Regions from separate parts of the Homo sapiens genome. Here region 2 is linked to region 1. A link is a contact called in ENCODE Hi-C or POLR2A ChIA-PET data. All regions are on one chromosome and are shown on one strand. Each heading gives the region's core, a stretch centred on a gene start or an enhancer-like site at or near the end of the contact. The rest is flanking DNA. Distances are from core to core; before and after follow the strand shown. Region 1 overlaps KCNAB1 (potassium voltage-gated channel subfamily A regulatory beta subunit 1). Region 2 holds the start of KCNAB1-AS1 (KCNAB1 antisense RNA 1).

Region 1 (3,892 bases), core at 370-2,869:
CTGGACTTAACTCAATCCAAACCCTCCCAAAGAATTAATAAGGGTTTCCTACCTTTCATATTGCTCTTAGTGAAATCGGTGGTGACAAATTTGCTTATTATTTGGCATCCTACATGTTTCTTGGTTTGTACTGATTTCACCAAAGTAAACATTTCTCATGCATACAAATTACAGCGAAGCCTTATTTCTCATCAGTATAAATTTGGTTGTAATCTCATTCCTCCCTAGGAAGCCTATTCTGTAGCAAGACAGTTCAATATGATCCCACCGGTCTGTGAACAAGCTGAGTACCATCTTTTCCAGAGAGAGAAAGTGGAGGTCCAGCTGCCAGAGCTCTACCACAAAATAGGTAATCTTCAAAATAAAAGCTACTGAGTATTTTTAACAAGAGAAAGATCACTGATTCGGGGAAAAAATAAAAACAGTGTTATTGAAATGCTTTCCTAAATGTCCCTAATTAACATAGACATTGTAAGAACCATGCATTCCAGAGATTGTAGCAGAATCAAAATGTAGCAGAATCTGCATTTAGTCTACAGGGTATCACTGATGAAAGCCAAGCAGAGTTGTAAATTGTGACTGGTATTTCAGCTGTACTCAGCAGGTGTTCAAAAAAAAAATGCATACTGAATAAAAGGAACAACCAATGAATAAGTTCATTTTTCATTGGTGCTTGCTCGAGTAAACAATGACTACCTTTCAAAAAAAATCATGGATATATACATCTGTATCCACTACCCTGGCCCTGGCACTGAGTTAGAAATGGGAAATTCAACAACTATTAAGTCGGGTACTATACATTTGTGCAGATAGAACTAATGCCTTCAGAGACAGGGGAAATATATCTATATATAATATACCCAAGAAATTTAGACATTAGGAAAAGATGAACAAGCCACATTTTCAGGCTTATTTATCAAAAGTTTCCAGAAATAACTTTCTTCCTAAGAAACAGAAGTTCATATGAGCAGGAAAATTCTGGGAAAAGGAGAAAAAGATAAAACTTCAATAACAACCGTAATAATTGTTATTATTGCTCTCACTTATTGAGTGTTTACTATGTACCAGGTGTGTGCTCCTGCTGTGTACCAGGCACTATGTTAGGTACTAAATGGACAAGGACAACAAAACTTCGTGGATGAGCCACATTTTTCAGGCTTTCTGATATGCACTCCCAAGAACTGACAGTCCATGTTTAATTGGCTGATTAAAGAATGAAACACAATTTGTAAGCTCCTAAATTGTAATGGAAAAAAATGCATGCTGATATTAACTCATTTATCTGGCCAGCTTTTCCCTATAACCTACCAAATTCTGTTTAAACACTACTGCCCCCACCGCCACCCACCTTTTGATCCCAATTTGCACAAGCAACTTTCTAAGTTTTTTCTTCTGTAGGTGTTGGCGCAATGACATGGTCTCCACTTGCCTGTGGAATCATCTCAGGAAAATACGGAAACGGGGTGCCTGAAAGTTCCAGGGCTTCACTGAAGGTATTTTTCTCAATGTCTAGAAAAAAGCCTGGGAGTAGGAAGGAGGGAAGAAGGTTGGTAAGAACAGCTCTGCAGCAGCCTAGGGCTTCCCAGCTCAGGCTGACTGTGTTGTCCAGGCCAGTGGCCTCTGGCAGGTTCCCCTAAGCCTTCTGGAGGTCTTGGCTCCTGGCCAGGTATCAGTCAGTCCTTCATAATCTGACTGCGTTGAATATTCTCTTCTTCTGGGGACTAGGAAAAAAGTGCCCAGTGACCTGATTGGACTTGCAGGGCTCAAATTCCTACATTGTTTTTTATTCTTATATTAAAGAAAACATTCCATCATTTGAAACTGATAAAATGCAAAATCTCTTTTCTATATAAGAGGATTCTTACATTATTTCCTTTTCTTGACAAACAAAGTGTAAGCCATAAAGGCTTAATCCATATGAGGCCAAAAGTTGTAGCTGAGTATGGTTGACACTTTTTATTGTGTGTTGGGGGCAGTGGGTTAGAAGGGAAGACTTCAGGAGACAGATACATAGCAAAGCTTCTATCACTTAAAGCAGCTTAAATTCTGCTCTGAAGCAAAAAGATATTCAAGATCATTGACACAAAATTACCTCCATTCAGGACATCTTGATGACTAATTTATTGGAGAGTACTCAAAAATCTCTCCTTATTAATAACAACATGCCTGTTTTTAAAAACTTGAGAGAATGTGTAATAACATTAGAATCACAAATTACTCTCTATTGTCAAGGGAGAGAGAATACAGGCATTTAAAAAATCAGATAAACCGGAGTCCTTCTAAGAGGAAGTATAAGCCTGACACAACTTCTTGCCTCCATCAGCACTAAATTATTGGGAAAACAGCTCAAGTCAAGTCTGAACCACCAATCCTTTAATCATTGTGGCTGTGGCCACTGTGAGCTTCCCTAATCAGAACATTTTCAAGGCTCTAGGCCTTTGACTTTCCTTTCTCTGTGTAACAGTTGAGCTTTTGCTTGTTTGTTCTCTAAAATAATACAACATGAATACGTCCTAAAGCCTGATGACATGGTCCTATTTCTAGTTTTGTATTATTACAAAAAACAATTTTCCTAGAATATTAAATAAGGTCTTGCTTCTGAAAATTAAAGATTGTTCTGAAACAAGTCTAAACAAGTCAGCAAAGACAGACTAAAAGCATCTTAGGAAAGAAGGTATAAAAAGAGGAAGGCAAGAAGGGAGTGAAGAAGGAAGGAAAGGAAGAAGGGAAGCACTGAGAATTACAATTTTACTAAGTACCTACTATGTGCCAAGCACTGAGCTAAGTGTTTTCATTCATCAACTTTTATTCTCACAAACAGAATGGATACAGGTGACTTTTAGTCAGTTGAGCTAAGCATGTTGTCATATGTTCTTTCAGAGGCTTGCTGAAAAATTCAAAGCATTTCTATATATGCAGAGTGTTTGTTCTCACAATAACCTGCTGAGAGGCAGACCATTTTCAGATGCAGGAACTAAAACACGAAGACCTTAAATAACAATCCAAGACCATAAACTCGTAACAGAAAAGGCTGATATTAGAACCCAGGTCTCCTGGCTCTCAAGTTAATTGCCTCCCTCAAAGACATCTTTATTTCTCTTTAAACCCAGGTTTTTAAAGGAGGAAGAAGTAGCTATGATGTATTTGGAGTGCATGATTGTCTAACCTCCATCACTGTTTGAGAAAAGCTTGCAAACAGCTGAAAAATCTTTCACAAATTCACTAGTGAAAGGAAAAAGAAAAAAAGAAAGAGTAATGAATGTTTGAAGGTGGCTAAGCCCAAAAGCAGCTTGGGAAATATTTCTATTGGTGACTTTTATAAAGTCAACTCTGTATCTACTGGAACATCCTTAACAATAAACATTAAGAGCTCTCAACAGATGAAAGGTGGCTGATCACAAAGTATGCTTCTTTAGAGCTCTGCAGACTCTCAAGGCTCTACATTATCAATCTGAGTGTTTTCGGAGTAATATATGTGCACTTATGAAAGCCACTTGAGTATCGTTACCAGAGCAAAAAAATAAAAAGTAAAGGAGGCAAGTATCAGAGCAACCTTTGGAGTGAATGAGGATGCCATGAAAGAGAAAGAGAAAGAAAAGAAAAGAAAAGAAAGAAGGAAGGAAGGAAGGTTAATTAAATTAAAAGATAGATATCTGGGCAAGTAGATAAATAAATTGGTAACGTTCATCCCACCCTAAAAGAGAATAAGTAAATAGTTTGTGTTTCACATTGGCTATTGTTATACTGATAAGATTAAGATGTTAATATTTTGCATCTGTTGTAGTACTGAACTGCAATTGAAGGATAAATTAACTCAGCATAAAAAATACCTATCTAGGGCTCTTTTAGAAAGTAACACTCTTTTTCTGGATTTTCTGGGCCCCCTCCTCTG
Region 2 (3,684 bases), core at 109-2,608, 70 kb before region 1:
AAATGCTCTCTGGTTAGAGACACTTTCTTAGTAAGGGTGAGAATGCTTACTGATTGAACAAGCAATTATTACTCACTTACCCTGTGCCAGGCTCCAGTGCAATGGCTAAAATTTAAAATTTAAATTAAACTTAAACTTAGTCCCTGATCTCAGGATAGTTGCAGTCTAATGAGGAAGTCACAGCCAAAAATAAACTATGCGGTTACAATATAGTGTGGTCAATATGGTAATAGCAGTTAGTTCAAAATGGTAGGAGAAGAGTAAATGGAATGACTTCTTCTCCTTTCAAAGAAACCATAGAATCATGAAATAATAGAGATGAAGGAAGCTCAAGGTTCCTAATTTTGTGCATAAGGAAACAAGAAATCAAGAGATTGGAGGTTTCTCAGAGTCACAGAGTTAATGCAAGAGAACCTAAAAAATTCTAATGATGTAGCAAGACATACTTTAACTCACCAGGGGAAGTGCTAAGAAACTATGGCTTAGCAGCACTGGACTCTGAAGCTGGAGTTCTGGGTCCTGAAAAATAAGTAGAATTTGGACATAAAGGCATGGGGAAGGTTTAGATTTTCAGTGGAAGGCTCAGCCCATAGCTCAAAGGAGAACATGCTCACCAGGGTAATGACCTGGAGCTTAAGGATCTCAGGTGGTGGCCAACAGCTTAGGGCTCCCTCCTCCACATCAACTCTAGTTTTGGGCTTACACCTATTTCTTGCTGGATACGCAATTTAGAGGGATGCTCCCACCTCCAGTTCCACTCCTCTTTGGGGGTTATACTATACAACTGAGACATTGAACATGTTAATTTTACCTGGTGTATTGCTTAATTTCAATGTGACCTAGGGTTTGAACCTCTTATCTTAAATTCTTTAGTGACGTAACAGATTAACACCTCAAAATAGATGAAATGTCTCTCAATTATGACTACATTTGGTCAGTCTTGACTATATTAAGCTGCAGTTCACATGTGCTCTGTTTACCAAACTTAAAATCATTAAATCTATATTGAAATGTGTTGAATTGGCTCTCCATTCTCCCCATACTCTGACCTTGGTGTTCTCCTAGAGGTTTCACCTTCTCTCACACCCTACACATCCTTTTACACCAGTAAATACTATTGCTTCCCCTTCAAAATTTATCCAAAATTCAACCACTCCTCGCCATCCTCACTACCACCACCTTGGACCAAACCACTGTCATGTCTCACCTGGATTATGGGAACAGCCTCCTAACTGGTCCCCCATGTTTCAGCCTCGCCTCTGCAGTCTATCCTTAGCACAATAGCAGAGTGTTCCTTTTAAAAGAAAGTCAGATTGTGTCACTTCTGTATTCAAAATTATTCACTAGCCTTTCCTAGGTCCTTCCTATGATTGACATGACATGATCTGGCCCCCATGAACCTCACCTTCTCTTCTCTGGCCACACTGGCTTCCTCCTTGTCCTTGCTCATGTTGAGCAAGCCCCTACCTCACTGCTCCCTGCAACTGGAACACTCTCCCTCCAGATAAGCGCCTGGTGAGCCCCTTCACTTTCTTTAGGTCTTTTCTTGAAAGCTCCTTTCTTAGTGAATCTTATCTGGCCACCCTATCTAAAATTTCAATACTGATTCCTAGACATTTCATATACTCTATCCCTGCTTTATAAAATTGATTCTCTAACATTCATCAGTCAACATTATGTATTTTATTTTACATTTTATTTATTTGTAAAATTAACATTTATAAACACTATATATTTAACTTATTTTTGTTATTCCTTTTTCTTTACCCATATATCTGTTTCACGATGGGAGAAATAATTACCAGTTTTGTTCACTGTTGCATCCCAATAAACTAAGTACAACACCTGGCACACGGTAGACTCAATAAATACTTGTTGAATGAAAAAGTGAGGAAATGTTAACTGTGGCATAATAAATATTAATATTATAATTGCATTTACATATTCTCTTCTTGATAGCTATAATAATATATTCAAACCATAGGGAGACCAACCTGCACTATAGAATTTTATAACCTTAAGATGATTTAGACCCAAATTAAGGGACATTCTACAGAATACTTGATGAGTACTTTTAAAAGTGTCTACATCATGAAAGACAGGGAAAGACTGAGGAAGTGTCACATATTGGAGTGGATTAAGAAAACATACAATTAAATGCAATGTTGGATGCTGCTTAAGATCCTGGAAGAGAAAAAAAGACAATGAAATTCCAAAAAGATCTATTGTATTAGTACTGTACCCATGTTAATTCCCTGGTTTTGATAATTGCACTATGGTGATGTAAGATATTAAAATGATCTCATCTAAATGTCTAAATATCCTTTATACTCCAAGCAAGGCAGTCATTTAAATGGTAAACATGTTTTTTGAATGAGTACGCAAGAAGTAATTACCCTGATAATCACCAAACGATAATGAGGTAACCAAGATAGATGTGTGTGGTGGGCAGTTTTCTTCTTTTTACCTTTCATCCATCATTTTTCTGTGCTATGGTAGATTTACTCCAAGGAACCTAACACAGGTTTTCAAAGCAAATATTCCTTGGTCCATAAAGGGGTTTAATCAGAAGACACAAAATAGTTCAAAGAGTTATCTTTATACTCTCCCTTCTTTTAAAAGGTTAGAAATAACAATTGTCAGTTTAGTAAAATCATCTTGTAAATAACATCCCACTAATTTGAGATTACACAGTGAAATAATTGTATGCCATTCTAGGTCTCAGGAAAGCATGTTCTCATTAGAGGGAGAAAAATGGTTAAGAAAACTGTCACAGAGGGTTTTTGAGAATCATATTAACTAACAAGTCACCTTAGTTCTTCTGGAGTGGAGCACAGTGGAAAATAAAATCATAGAAACAGAGTTCTTCTGTCTAGAAGGCTGTTGCCCCGTTCCTCTCCAGCAGGAGGGGATGTGTCCTGTCTGTGAGAGGCAACTCCTCCTCAGGAGTAGAAAGTGGACCCCACCTACACTGGGCCACTTACCCATCTGCTTGCTGGAGGCATTTCAGCCAAGGAGAAAGACTTTCCCTTGGCCTTTTTCCACAAAGGGGCATAGCTGGGTGGGTACCCAGGGATAGGGAGAAACATTTCAATCATCTAGAGACTAGAAGAACTAAAGATTATTGATAAGCATTATTCATTTTTCTATAAGTCATAATAAAGATGTTTGTTTGGTAGGAAATATTCATTTTTCTATAAGTCATAATAAAGATGTTTGTTTGGTAGGAAATTATCCCAAAATTTTAAAGATTAATAACAGTCAACAAGGCAATGTAATTCAATTTAACCAACACTTACTGACCATGTACTAAGAACCCACTTCTATTCTAGGGCTGTGGAGATGCAAAGACGAATGAAATAAAAGTGTAGCCCTCAGACAGCTTACTCTCTAGTAAAAGATATAAACTCTATAAACAAGTAGGTAGAAAACAAATGAGTAGCAAGTGTCGAAGGGCCAGGGAGGTAGTCATCATGAACAAAATAAGCTGAATATAAGAATGACAAACTCCAAGAAATGGAAGCAAACACTTTATTCTTATTAAATTATGGAATAGGTATGTAATAATGTAAATATATATAATATTCATATGCTATTTTATATTAAATTTTAAAAACATTGAAAAAGGAAAACAATTATTGCTATATTTTTATTTCATAATTCATTACTGCTTTGACTTGGAAT

What was found. Hi-C counts contacts between places; a loop is a spot of excess contacts on that map. ChIA-PET counts read pairs that join two places held with the same protein, here RNA polymerase II (POLR2A). Pooled maps may share reads with other maps.
Region 2: a map with no recorded cell type shows a loop between it and region 1 (4-fold over the local background). The contact joins the promoter of KCNAB1-AS1 here to the enhancer-like site in region 1. A Hi-C loop is called at or near these places in 29 of 168 maps with a recorded cell type or tissue (A673, B cell, CD4-positive, alpha-beta T cell and 22 more), 37 of 37 single-sample maps with no recorded cell type and 27 of 50 pooled maps. POLR2A ChIA-PET finds 5 or more read pairs at or near these places in 2 of 52 experiments (CD4-positive, alpha-beta memory T cell and GM12878).

What each region holds. Positions count from the first base shown.
Region 1 is chr3:156,514,872-156,518,763 of GRCh38, forward strand. KCNAB1 (potassium voltage-gated channel subfamily A regulatory beta subunit 1) reads left to right here. Exons shown (of 14, transcript NM_172160.3): 10 at 229-349; 11 at 1,399-1,493. Among named protein-coding and RNA genes, the nearest start is that of SSR3, 38 kb to the right of the region's middle. Within about 2 kb of position 1,620, at least 2 of the 41 ENCODE cell types and tissues checked have a DNase peak (open chromatin) inside an H3K27ac peak, as active enhancers do; they include ascending aorta, where a contact is called at or near this core.
Region 2 is chr3:156,445,578-156,449,261 of GRCh38, forward strand. KCNAB1-AS1 (KCNAB1 antisense RNA 1) reads right to left here and starts at 1,359. Exons shown (of 3, transcript NR_046618.2): 1 at 1,208-1,359; 2 at 457-519. The region is part of intron 2 of KCNAB1 (potassium voltage-gated channel subfamily A regulatory beta subunit 1); the gene reads left to right. LOC124906298 (a long non-coding RNA gene) reads right to left here. Exons shown (of 5, transcript XR_007096140.1): 5 at 3,518-3,684.